Linked DNA regions of Homo sapiens: region 1 is linked to region 2. A link is an interaction called in ENCODE POLR2A ChIA-PET data of the cell type or tissue named here. Cell type or tissue: CD4-positive, alpha-beta T cell. All regions are shown on one strand. Each heading gives the region's core, and the rest is flanking DNA. Links, peaks and the distances in the headings are about the cores only. Region 1 overlaps DGKD (diacylglycerol kinase delta). Region 2 overlaps USP40 (ubiquitin specific peptidase 40).

Region 1 (6,953 bases), core at 2,898-5,397, 140 kb before region 2:
ATAGCTATATAATACTGCATATATAAAGGGCAGTTTATATTTAATGCTGGTAGAATATCATGAAGGTAGTGTATGTTAGAGTTAGGTTTAGCTACTGTATTAGTTTCTCATGGCTTCCATAGCAAATTATCAGATAACATGAAACAGAAGAAATGTAATTCTATCACATTCCTGGAGGCCAGACATCTGAAATCATGGTGTTGGCAGGGCTGGGGTCCTAGGAGAGACTCTGTGACTTGCTTTTCCCAGCTCCTGGTAATTCCAGGCATTCCCTGGCTTGTGGCTGCATCGCTTCAAGATCTGCCTCTGTCTCCACATGGCCTTTTCTTCCTTCTTCTGTGTCTTCTCCTCTGTTTTCTTAAACAGACACCTGTCCTTGGATTTAGGGCCCACTCAGATAATCCAGGATGATCTCATCTCAAGATCCTTAACTTGATTACATCTGCAAAGACTGTTTTTCTAAATAAGGTCACATTCACAGGTTCCAGAGATTAGAACATGGACATACCTTTTGGAGGCCATCATTCGATGCCCTATAGCTACAAATAAGAATGGTGTGAACAGGCAAGGTTTTATTCTTTCACACCAAAGAAAGTAGTCCTTGGTGAGTATGGTCATTCTGCAAGGTCGACCGAGCCCTTCCAGAATGTGAGTCTTCTAGTCTAAGAGGCTATGAGGTGCTAGTCACCACTGTGTCTCCTGTTGTTGGACGGGGAGACGAGGAGAGGAGAAAGTGTGTTGCCTGGTAGGAGTTCATAACCAGGATTCATGGCCCCCTCAAAGCGGTCTGTGGATATGACTATATTGTATTAAAATTGGTTTCCACTGTAATCATAAGTATTTTATTTTTGGCACTTAGAGAAATTCTGAGAAGGAGTTCATAGGCCTCACCAGACTGCCAGAAGGGGTCCATGGCACAGAACAGACGAGGAGCTCTTGTATGACTTCTCCAAAGTGTGACATGGCACTTCTGCGGACATCCTCCCGGTTGATCTTTAGTTATGTGCTCATACCGTATAGCTCTCAGGATGCTTGCCCTGAAATAATCATATCAGAATAACCATGTTATGCAGAGAGAAGGGTGATTTTTCATGTCTGTATTTATGACTTCCTTTTCCCCAAGTAATATTTTTGAATAGTTTATGGTATCAAGAAGTTTGATGAAGTATATCATAAAGAAGGTCTTCCTTGTTAGCTGTGTGACCTAGGGCAGATACTTCATCTTTCTGAGACTCAATTTTCTCATCTGTGAAATGGGATAATACTGGACTGTATCTCAAAGGTCATTGGATTGGCACAGAAGTGCGTTCTGAATGTTTCCTAGTTTCTAATCTCCACCACCAGTCATCTCTACTAGTAGGAAAGTAATAGGGTTTAACTTGCTAACATGTAACAGTTATTCTGATTTATAGGAGTTTCAAAGGATTTCAAACGAGGCCAACTTTACAGATATATTAAAAATAGCTTTTGTAGCAGAAGAGTAGATATCCGGAAAAAGTTATCCTTAAAAGTTTTCAAGGTATAATCAATACAAACAGGAAAAATAAAAGTTAAGGGAAAACCAAGTATAATTTAACATATAAGATGCCTTTAATTGGTAGCTAAATAAAAAGGAAGCTATGTAATGGATCAGAGTATTGCGTTTAAATCTTGTCATGGCAGAGCACGGTGGCTCATGCCTGTAATCCCAGCATTTTGGGAGACCAAGGCAGGAGAATCACTTGAGGCTAGGAGTTTAAGACCAGCCTGGGCAGCATAACAAGATCCTGTCTCTACAAAAAATAAAAAAAATTATCCAGGTACGGAGGCATGCACCTGTAGTCCCAGCTACTTGGGAGGCTGAGGCGGGAGGATCACTTGAGCCCAGGAGTTCTAGGTTGCAGTGAGCTGTGATTGCACCACTGCACTCCAGCCTGGGCAACAGAGAGAGATCGTGTCTCAAAACATAAAATAAATCTTGTCCATGTGGCATTCATATTTGTTGGGTGAATGAAAGTTCCCTAGTAGGCCTACCTAGCGTGAAACTGTGGCTGAGTTTCTCAGCTGTTTCTAACAGACATCAGCCCAGAGGATGGTTAGGACTGCTTCTTGGGTGAGGAACCGTGATCTTTATCCAGATTTCATCATCAGTTTTCCTTTTTAGCATGTTTGGATTTCAGATATTTTCTGGGCAAAATTCCTAAGCCAGTTAACTTTGGCTCGGAGAGAGGAAAAACTGTTTTTTTTTTTTTTTTTCAGATGAGTCTCACTCTGTTGCCCAGGCTGGAGTGCCGTGCTGCGCTCTCAGCTCACTGCAACCTCCGCCTCCCGGGTTCACGCAGTTCTCCTGCCTCAGCCTCCCAAGTAGCTGGGACTACAGGCATGTACCACTACACCTGGCAAACTTTGTATTTTTAGTAGAGACAGGGTTTCACCATGTTGGCCAGGCTGGTCTCGAACTCCTGACCTCAGGTGATCCACCCATCTCGGCCTCATGGGATTACAGGCGTGAGCCACTGCGCCCATCCAGAGAAACTGTATATAATTGGCAAATGTCTCTGCATAAAAGACTCTTCCTAATTGCTGCAACTGCTGGCCCAGGTCTGGGACAGGGAGAATTGTATTTGTGGGTCCCAAAAGTCCTCTTGAGTGTGAAGTGTCTTTGCTCTTCCTGTTGGGAAGCCCCACGTTCGTTAGCAGCTCCTGCCCCCTGGGCTCACTTCTGCAAAGCAAGCCTGCCTCTATTTCTGCTCAAGTGCAGTGTTCCAGGAGAACCTGACTGCATGTCCCAGCTCTGCCAGCTCTCAGTGGTGGGTTCTTGGCCACCTGTAGCTTCATTCTCCCATCTGCCAATGAGGGTGGTCCTACCTAGCACAGCAATGGTGGGGCAGTCGAGCACCGGGCAGAGTAGGTGCTCAGTGAATGAAATACTGTAATTATTAACACATGCCATGGACAGCAGTGCAGGCCTGCGGGATCAGGTGCAGAAGGAAGTTAACCCAGTGAATTCCACACCTGGTAATCCACACTGTGTTCTCAGGTTAAAGAAGCAGGAGGAAGCAGGCATTGAGTCAAATTGGTGGCTGTTTGCTAAGTGTGGGGTTTTACTGAAGGCAGCACCTGCTTCTGCAGCACAGCTGGTCTGAAAAGCCAGGTTGCTCCTTGTGAGGGCTTAGGGGTCGGTTTTAACAGTCACTCCAAGCAGGCACAGGGAGAAGATGCTGTCCTCTTCTGGCAGCCTGGCTGGTGAGCAGTGGAACCAATTGTGGTGTCTCTTCTTTAGAGTTTGGGGTGGGAGAAGACGCAGTTACTCGTCTGGGCTGTTTGTTTAGATTATCAGTGGGGTTTGCATTTGTGAAATCTAAGCCATTTTCACCTTATGATTGTATGTGTTTGAAAAAGTATTTGTGTTGTTAACACTTGTTATACTTGTTAATTTTTATGAACAAGTGTAGCGTACTTGTTAATTGTCTTTATTTACAAATGGCAGAGAAAACAAAGTGGATAGTTGAGAGACTGTCATTGGATTATAGTAATTTAGTAAGGGAAAGAGTTCTTTGAGAAAAGACCTGGGGGGAAGATACATGGATTTGATTGAATTTTTTCCTAGGGTGCCTAGGCAGTGAATACTTTTTAGCCATCTTTACTCAGTATGCTTTTAAATGTGTCACGGTGTGATTGAGCCAAGTTCCGTCTGTCTGGTTTTTTTTTTTCCTTGAAAGTTACAAAAATGGTATCATTCTCTAGGAAATCATGTTAAAAAAAAATCCCACGTTCCCGTCCCAGAATAACCTGGTGTTTCACAGTACATAGTGGTAGGATCTTTTTATTTCCTTGAAACAACTTGTTATCAAATTAAGATAATTTCCTGCTCTGTGGTAGGGAGACTGCTGTTTATTGACCCAGTCCTTCCTCCTCACCACACAATTGAAGAACCTGGTTTGAAGTGTAAACCTAAAAAACATGTGATCCCCCCATACCGTTTTTTTTTTTTTTTTTTTTTTTTTTTTTAAGACAGGAGGAGGACTGTGGGAGTGGTTATCAGTAGATCTGTGCAGAAGGGTTGGCCCTGCAGACTGGGTCTGGTGTAGAATGTGCCCTGTGGGAGCTGCCTCCAGGCCTGTGGCTGGGTGTGTTAATCAGTGCTGGACTTCATACAGAAAAGTCGATGCTGTTTTCTTTTCTTTTTCTTTTTTTTAAATTTGGTAGAGATATGATCTCACCATGTTGTCCAGGCTGGTCAACATGATCCAATCCTCCTGCCTTGGCCTCCCAAAGTGCTGGGATTACAGGTGTGAGCCACTGTGCCTGGCCAATGCTGTTTTCTTTGTAGCTGAATTGTTCATTGGCTGCAAAGCTATAGAGGGTGGGTCAAGATAATTAGATGTTTGGAAAATAGTTAAGAGGGGGATTGGCTTCCACCCCATTCTTTGATTTTTTTTCTCTTTGAAGAAAGAGGGGGGGCTCAAGGGACACTGACCTTGGAGGCAGGAGCCTTGGGGTTTGTCCTGTGCCCGTCATTGACCGGGATCGCTTCCTTTTCTGTAAATCAAGGTCATGGGCGCAGCTGACTTGCCAAGGCTGTTGCCAGCTCTGCGCTGCCTTCTGAGGAACTTGATGGTTTGCTTCCTGTGAAAACTTGATGGTTTGCTTTAAGGTATCACTAGATACCTTGGGGTGATATCTAATCACACCAATGAAGAGATTGGGTATTTGTTTTTCCCAAATCCCTAAGTGCTGATTTCTCCAGGGCAGTACACAACCTCTTATCTTTAGCACTCACTTTGACTTGCATAAGTTTCCTGGCTTGGATGATAAGCTATATGGTCACCCTGCTTATTCAGAGAAAGGTTCATAGTGTTCTTTAATGACTATTCTAATACATGAAAACCATTTTTTGTGACTTGAGACATAATTGATGTACAATAAACTGCAGTATTTAAGGTGTACAGTTTGATAGTTTTTATACACACACACTTTCTCTCTCTCTCTCTCATAATTACACTGAAGCTGTCACCATAGTCAGGATAACATTTCCATCACCCTGAGAATTTCCTTGTAATCCTTCCTTCTCTGCCTCTTCACAGGCAAACATGGATGGATTTGTTTTCTGTCATTGTAGATTACTCTGCATTTTAAAAAGAATGCTATATAAATTGAGTAATGCAGCATGTACTACTTTTTTTTTTAATGTCTGGCTTCTTTCACTCAGCATAATGGTTTTGAGATTTTTCATGTTACGAATATCAGTAGTCCATTGTATGCATATTCCAGCATTTGTCTATTCTATTGGTGGGCATTTAGGTAGTTTCTAGTTTTGGGTTATTACTAATAAAACTATGAACATTTGTATACAAGTCTTTTGTGTGGACATATTTTCATTTCTCTTGGGTAAACACCTTGAAGTGGAATCGCTGGATCATATAGTAGGTATATGTTTAACTTCTTAAGAGGCTGCTAAACTGTTTTCTGAAGTGGTGATCCAATTTTATATTCCCACCAGCAGTGTATAGAGAGTTCCAGTTGCTCCACATCCTCACCAACACTTGGTGTGATCAGTCTTTTTAATTTTATGTGTCCTAATAGTTATGTAGTGTTACCCCATTGTGGCTTTAATTTCCATTTCCCTGATGACTAATGATGTCAACATCTTTTCATGTGTTTGTTGGTCATTTGTATGTCTTTTGTGAAATGTGTGCTAGGACATTTATCCATTTTTTTAATTGGGTTCTTATTGAGTTGTAAGACTTCTTTATGTATTTTGGATGTAAGTCCTTTGTCTGATACATGTGTTGTGAATGTTTTTCTCAGTCTGTGGCTTGTGTTTTCTTTAATGACACTTTTAGAACAGAAGTCTTTCTTTTTGGTGAAATTCAACTTATCAGTTTTTTAAATGGCTCATTCTTCTAGTATTCTATCCAGAAAACCCTTGTCTACCTCGGCTTGCAAAGATTTTCTTCTATAAGTTTTGTAGTTTTAGGTTTTACAGTTGGGATTATTATTGATGTTCTTCCCCCGACCCCCATATGGATATTCAGTTTTTGAGGCAGCGTTTATTGAAGATACATTCCATTCCTCATTTAATTACCTTTGCTGCCTTTTTTCAAAAGTCAATTAACCTTTTATTTTTGAGTCTCTTTCCAGATTTTCTATTTTGTTTTATTGAACTATATTATGTCTGCCTTTACTGAAATAATTCTACACTTTGTTGATTACTGTAGTTTTATAGGAAGTGTTGAAATTAGAGTCATCTTTGTTCTTTTCTAACATAGCTTTATTCTAAGTACTTAGCATTTTCATATAAATTTTAATATTAGTTTGTCAATTTCTATAAGTGAGGCCTGCTAGAATTTTGTTTGAGATTGTGTTAAATCTGTAGATCAATTTGGGGAGAATTGCTATCTTAATAACATTGAATCTTTAATGATGTTGAGTTTTCCAGTACATTAACACGATCTCTCTCTCTTTATTTAGGTGCTTTAAATTTATCTCAGCAGTGCTTTGTAGTTTTCAGTGTAGATGTCTTTAACGTCTTTTGTTAGATTCATTTCAATGTAATTTATGTTTTTATTTTTATTAACTAAATGGAATTTATAAACATTTTATATCTGTTTGCTGCTAATATATAAGAATACAGTGGATTTTGTGACCTTGCAAAATACTGCTTGTTTAATTCTAGTAGTCATTGTGTAGATTCCCTAGAAAGTTCTATATAAAGTTGTATCATTTGCAAATAGGGACAGCTTTACTTCTTCCTTTCTGACTCACATGCCTTTTATTTATTTTTCTTGCTTCATTGCAAAGGCTAAGATTCCAGTACAGTGTTGAATAGGAGTAGCGAAGGCAGGAATCCTTCCACCTTTTCCAGTCTTAACATGAAACAGTTCGGTTTTCATCATTAAATGTGATGTTAGCTGTAGGCTTTTTGTAGGTATCCTTTATCAGTTTGAGGATGTTCTTTACTTGATCGCTGA
Region 2 (6,953 bases), core at 2,663-5,162:
ATTTCCATTTGCCTCTTGACTTTCTAGATGCATAAATTCATCATTACATGTAAAATAAACTAAATCCAAATTAGTGGTACCAATTAATGGTGAGTTTTCTAAATGCAGGGTAAACTTCTAATTTTGTTCTTAAATTTTCATTCCAAATATTTTAAAGAAGGGTTTAATAAAAAGAACTGGGAATAAATCTATACTTTGGAAATTCAAAATGACTCTAAATAAATCAGTGGTTCTCAAACAGGGTCAATCTTGCCCACGCTGTCCTCGCAGGAGACATATTTGGCTTTGTCTGAAGACAGTTTTGGTTGTCACAACTGAGAGAGGGGGAGTGAGGCTGCTACTGTCATCCAGTAGGTAGAGGGCAGGGATGCTGCTAAACACCCTAATGCATGAGACAGTCTCCCACAACAAAGAATAGTTTAACTGAAAATGTCAATGGTGCCAAGGTTTAGAGATTCTCACAATAAACCAACTGAAAATCGGGTCAATAATAGATTCAATCTTGAGAGGGGAAAAGAAAGAATTTAAAAATAAAATAGTTCAAACCTGTTCACAAAAGGGCTTGAGATTAATCCGGAGAGGGAATGTATAACAGCTAGTTTCCTTGTAGCGTTCGCATTTCACAAAATCAAAATTAAATCTTAGTAATGAAACAGTAAGAAAAGGAGGCAGCTTACGTAATTTGGCCGACTGTTAAAAGAAAAATTTACAAAGCTTTTTAAAAACAGGGTTATATAAAAGGATACATAATGTTTCTTAAGGTCTGAAAAAACAACCTATGACACAGTTCTAAGAGAAATATTACATAAACTCATTACCATGGATTCAACATAACTCGATGTCAACTCATCTATTTTATGGGTCTAAAGGTGGAGCCACTCATTTGTGCTTACAATTAATAATTTACAACCCGGTTTTATCTTTAATGTTGATATCCTGAAATACTATTTGATGAGTGGTGCCTATTTCCTGCCCAATTTCTGGCCTTTCACCTTCATCCTTGGTGTCTCCACTTTACCTGGCAGGTCTACAGTTCTTTTTAATCAGTGAAGAACTGGAGCTCTTAACCTGGGACCTAGGAACCTGTTTTAAAGGATCTGAAATGATACAAAAATTATACATGCATATGTATTTTTCTGAGGAGAAGATTCATAGCTTTCATGAGACTTGCAAAAGGCCTCTAACTTCCCCAAGGGCTAAGATCTATTGATTGGGATTAAGCTGCTTTTTAAGAGTATCAGCTGTGCCCAACCTCTTGGATTATTGGTCTGTGAGGAGAAAAAAAATCCTCCTTGATATATAAAATTACCCATAATCATATATATCTAACAGTGCTAAAAATATATTTTAAAAAACAGTTTCACAAATCTAGTGGGTAAAAAAAAAAGTTGAATGAAAAAAAAAAAACAAAAAACCCCAGCAATATAACAACATGGTAGATTTTCAAACAAGCTCTAAAAATGCATCTAAAAAAACTGAGTAATTCAACTATAATGTGGCTGAGAAAAGACTGCTTAGGACAAGAAAATCTGCATTTATTTAGCAGTACAGCCAAACATAAACTTAGAATGCAACAAATCCAATGCATAGAATAGAATATAAATTTAGAAGTATCAAGACCAAAAAACTTCCACTGAAAAAGAATTAAAGAAATGTGATAAAAGGTATATTTAAAAACTGCATTTGTTTAGCAAAAGGTTCTTATTTTGTAATGTGAACATGAAGTCTAACCAAAAGCTGAATGTGTAGGTATCTTTCCAACACTGTTCCAAACTCTGAAGTTTATACACCAAAGTGAAATACAAAATAAATAAGCAAATGATAAACCTCTCTCTTTGGGTTTGATGAAGGGGCAAAAACTGGATGGAAATACATGTGAAACAGTATAAAATTCAATCTTCCCGTGAAAGCTACAGGCACAGGGTTTAAGGTTTTATTATAGTTTTATCTATAATCTCCAGGATACAAAATCAGTATTGTGTATTATCTAAATCAATGCTCATTTTATTTGCTGGAAAAATTCAATAATTGTCAGCTATAGGAATAGTGCTATCATAATGAAGTGACCGCATAAATATGTCTCTTGTGGTAGCTGTTTAAGACAATGTTCAGTAACCCACTGAGTGAACTGAGCTCAAGGTGATGATGTTTATGAAAAGCTCATCACATCACCCACAGCAGTGGGAACGTCACCACTGCAGATAATAACGACAGCAGCAGGGTTGATGCCATAGAAGCTGAGAAGGAAGGGACAGAGAAGGTTAGAGACAGCACATCCAGGCCACAGGAAATGGTATTAATATACATACATAGACATAGATACATTTATCTATAATAATCATTTTTATATTAATGTTAATGAATTACTAGTATTTAGCAATTAACTAGCATTGGTAATGCTTTTGGTGGAAATTAAGTGTGTGAAAAATACATTAAAGAACAATTCCATAGTGAGAAATCACAGAGAATTGTGAAAAGGAAATATAAATGAATGGCTGCTAGAAGATAAAATGGGAAAAAAACCCACAAAACATTTTTTAAAAATCTGTCCTCCAAAAAGAGTTATTCAGATGTCCATCTCCCTTAGAACAAATAGATATCCTGGACCCAAAGGGCTTGGACAGTAAAGCACAGAGACAGACCTCACATCAGTACTGGGATAAAACACCAATATGTGGCAGAGGGATTTTCAGAAATGCCAAAGTGCTGATATAATAAATCCCTGCCATATCAGAAAGGAGCTGGAATGTGCAAAACTTAAGATGCATGAAAATAACACCAGGGAGGTGTTCCACTAAGCTAAACAGTAGTTGCCTCTCATTTCTCCTCTTATCAAAGTATCTCTTCTTTCCTGGAATGGAAAATAACTATGAATTATACTACAGGAATGGCTACTGATATATGAATGTGATGAATAAATTTGAGAAATGTCAGAATTCTGTTTATTGGTTTGTTTTACTTTTCCCTCTTAGCTCTCACATGGCAAAAGATATCAGTTGCTTCAGTCCTGACTTTCTTTTGTCTTATATTTTGCTTGACTGTACAGAAAGAAAATCAGAAGTATTCTGTTAAATTCCTTAATTAGCAAGTTAAATACTCCCACCTGGGGGAGGAGGTAAGGCTATATTGGATTTGCCAGAGTGAGGAAGAACATATGTCAAGATTATAAAATAACTGTATATTAAGAAAATGAAGACAGCCATCTACTTTCATAGTAGTAAAGAAAGCAAAGCTCAACAAGCTTCTCAGTGACAGAAATAAAAATATATACAACTTTTTTCACAGCAGTAATTGCAAAAAGGAGGGATACTTACGAAACACTGAGGTACAATAAAGTTTTCCCCGGAGAAAAGGAAGTTGGGTGAACTGTTGGGTTGAAAGCCTTAAAAATTCATTATTGTAAAAAATTAAAATACAGAAAATGATGTAAATATCTTTTCAATCCTTAGTGTCAACAGCTTCAAGTATATCCTCGAGACTTTTTCATACAAGTTGACTTGTACTAACTACAAAGTGGGGACCCTGGGAAAAAGCAGTTATCTGTCTTTACCTTTGCTGCTTTAACCAGCCTGTCACAAGTTCCACAGTGGTACAAGTTGTCACAATCAAAAACTTCCTCTTCTACATACATGTTCCAGAGAGCATCTTCCAAACCGGATACATTTTTGACTGCTACTGTTAGATCTAAGAAGTCTTCCTGAAATAGACATGAATATAATATTGAAAAACAATTTCAGAGGTTTACAAACACATCATCAACTCACATATATATTGGGAATAATCAGATATATGTTTTCTAAAACATTACAAATAAAGATGTAGATCTCCTGATTAGATGTTGTGAAGTTCATAACACTAAATTATCCTTCTTTTGAAATTGAACTATAATTTAGCTTAAAATCTATCAGAAAAATATAAGAAAAGTTTATGAATTTACCAAAGATACAATAAAATCTGTTTTATGAGGAAATATAAACCACAATAAGACACGTATCTGAATTCAGAAGTGCATATATACAAGGTATACAGTACTGTTTTAGACTAGACTATAAGAGCAAGGGCAGGGTTGAATTTTCTAATGTAAACTCCATTTCTTTATTTTCTTTTGCTAGGGTTGCCTTAAGATATACTAAAGAAGTTATAAGAAAAAAAAATTATATGGCCAGCCTGGCCAATATGGTGAAACCCTATCTCTACTAAAAATACAAAAAAAATTAGCTGGGTGTGGTGGTGCATGCCTGTAGTCCCAGCTACTGGGGAGGCTGAGGCAGGAGAATTGCTTGAACCTGGGAGGCGGAGGTCGCAGTGAGCCGAGATTGCGCCACTGCACTCCAGCCTGGGCAACAGAGTGAGACTCCATCTCAAAAAAAAGAATTACGTTAAGCTAGGATAAGAAGGTCTTCCTATGAAAATCCAAGAGAATAGTCTGTAAAAAGAGGGTTTATGAAATCTGCTATAACTACATTTGAATCACAATATTTCTAGTAATAAGCACTTACAATTTGGCAAATTTAATTTATATTTATAGTTCTGTATGTGTGTGCAACAGCTTTATTTTAAGAGATTTTGGGGAATGAAAATAGGGCACTTGTTAACTCATGGTGAAGATTTCAAGTACCAAAAGTAACATTTATACAGTATATGGTTTATAATATATACGTGAAAAGTTAATGTCTTTAATTTATAATGGCCTTACATATGTTGTTTTGAAAATACTCTGATTTACTACATCATAGCTAAGTCAAGCATGTAGTAATTCAAAGACACACGCAACATCTTAATTATTTCCAAACTTAAAAAATCACTCTTTTTTTTTTTTTTTTTTGAGACGGAGCCTTGCTCTGCCACCAGGCTGGAGCACAGTGGCGCAATCTCAGGTCACTGCAACCTCCACCTCCCGGGTTCAAGCGATTCTCCTGCCTCAGCATCCTGAAAATCACATATTTTTATATACACATCTATTTTCAAGAAAGCAATTAACACCTTTGAAAATGCTAATTTTGGGCCAGGCGCGGTGGCTCATGCCTGTAATCCCAGCACTTTGGGAGGCCAAGGTGGGCAGATCATGAGGTCAGGAGATCGAGACCATCCTGGCTAACATGGTGAAACCCCGTCTCTACTAAAAAAATACAAAAAATTAGCCAGGCATGGTGGCGGGCACCTGTAGTCCCAGCTACTCGGGAGGCTAAGGCAGGAGAATGGCGTGAACCCGGGAGGTGGAACTTGCAGTGAGCTGAGATCGTGCCACTGCACTCCAGCCTGGGCGACAAAGCAAGACTCCATCTCAAAAAAAAAAAAAAAGAAAATGGTAATTTTGTCCTGATACAAATACACAAACTTCCTTGGCATAAATAACAAAAGCAGCCTTTTATTAAAGGATCAGTGATGAATTCAGTGATAATTGACTATATAAGATTTGTAGGGCAAACAGGATTACATTTACATGAGCAAATTTCCAATTTCTAATTTCCAATTAGATTAAATGGGCAATATGTGTCATTACAAAGAACTGAAGGTTATACTAATTAACATAGGATTACAATAGCTTTATATATAATATATAAACATAAGCACACATATATAAATGAACTTTCTGAAGAATATTAATAAACTAAATCCCATATTTAATTACAAATGTTTGTCAAATTAAACACTCCTTGGTCCTCAGTATTATCTATTTTTATTACCTCCCTAATTAACTTTCTTTACAATATTCCAACCATGATGACACTGGCTTCTCACATGAGGCCACAGTCTTCTATTTGTAAATATCCCCCAAATCTATTTTCCAAATATTAGGGTACTGAATAAAAGATTAAGTTTCAAGATATTTGCTTCTTTCAATCTACATGGAGAAATCTGGATTATAGGCTCATGATTTAGGTGTAGTTAGAAGAAAAAAAAACTCAATAAATTACTTTTAGTAATAAACACTTTAATCCTTGTGTGGTATATATCATACATTTAATTACATGGATTATAATTTACAACATAACTTATTACTAAAATACTCTGGCATATTTACCTGCCTCTCGCTAACGTTCTTACATTCTTTACAAACAATCTGGTTAACAATGGTTCCATGGTACAGACGATAGATGAGGTCATGACCGGAGGTCCCAACTAAAGAAGTTTCCAAAGCGCTGAAGAGGATTCGATTCAGTTCCTGCACATCATGTTGCCTCATTTCCTACAAAACAGGTAACTTTTAGATGTAATTCCGGGCTTCAGATTTTTTAAAACATTAAAAAAACAAACATTAGTCAATAAAAACTCAAGATTTATCAAGCAATCTGAAGATCAGATATAAGAATGACTCAGCAAAACAAGCTGAGCTGGTTAAGAGATTACCACCTATTTTTATTTATACTAAAAAATGAAAATATGAACAGGCTGGGTTCAGTGTGTACATGTAACTCAATTCCTTTGACACCCAGAATGTGCATTTATTCTTGTGGGAAACCACACACATGGCCATGCCACAGAAAGCAGAGAGGGATATACCAGGCACAGACCAGTGTCTAAGAGCTGGCAGTGTCTGCACAGGAACACCTCACTGAGATCAGAGCACATGTGAATAGTCCGAATTATCAACAATAGAAAAGAACTAGAATGTACTGCTTTGAAGTAAAAACAACTAAAACAAGACTAACACAGTGTTACTGAGAAAAAAATCCTGATGGAACTTGCTTTAATCCATTATGAGTCACGCAGTTGTGTGTGAACTTGTGCTTAAGAAAAATTTATAACCAAACCAAGGGGCACACCAAGACTGAGAAGTGGAGAAGAGGAGGAAGAGCAGCTGGGGGGAGGGCCAGGAGAGTGAGGCCCCAGGAAGCAGGAGGAGCTGAGGCTTTAAGGAGGGTGGTGAGTGCTGCTGAGAGCTCCTTCTGCTGAGAACAGAGAAGTGTCTTCTGGACTTGGCACAGGGATGTCACTGTTGACTTCAACCA

Evidence for each region. ChIA-PET counts read pairs that join two places held together with the same protein. Peaks named below come from ENCODE experiments on the same cell type or tissue, not always from the same donor. Only the 100,000 strongest peaks of a DNase experiment are listed, where the experiment ranks them.
Region 1: POLR2A ChIA-PET joins it to region 2 with 5 read pairs; 3 of 35 experiments call an interaction of 5 or more read pairs at or near these places.

The regions. Positions count from the first base shown.
Region 1 is chr2:233,405,827-233,412,779 of GRCh38, forward strand. The region is part of intron 3 of DGKD (diacylglycerol kinase delta); the gene reads left to right. Among named protein-coding and RNA genes, the nearest start is that of DGKD, 55 kb to the left of the region's middle. In CD4-positive, alpha-beta T cell, for the core only: no CTCF peak of the experiment used is centred there; DNase peaks (open chromatin) are centred at 3,116 and 3,945; H3K27ac peaks cover 1,991 bases.
Region 2 is chr2:233,550,830-233,557,782 of GRCh38, forward strand. USP40 (ubiquitin specific peptidase 40) reads right to left here. Exons shown (of 32, transcript NM_001365479.2): 5 at 6,026-6,190; 6 at 3,551-3,697; 7 at 547-690. Among named protein-coding and RNA genes, the nearest start is that of USP40, 12 kb to the right of the region's middle. In CD4-positive, alpha-beta T cell, for the core only: no CTCF peak of the experiment used is centred there; no DNase peak of the experiment used is centred there.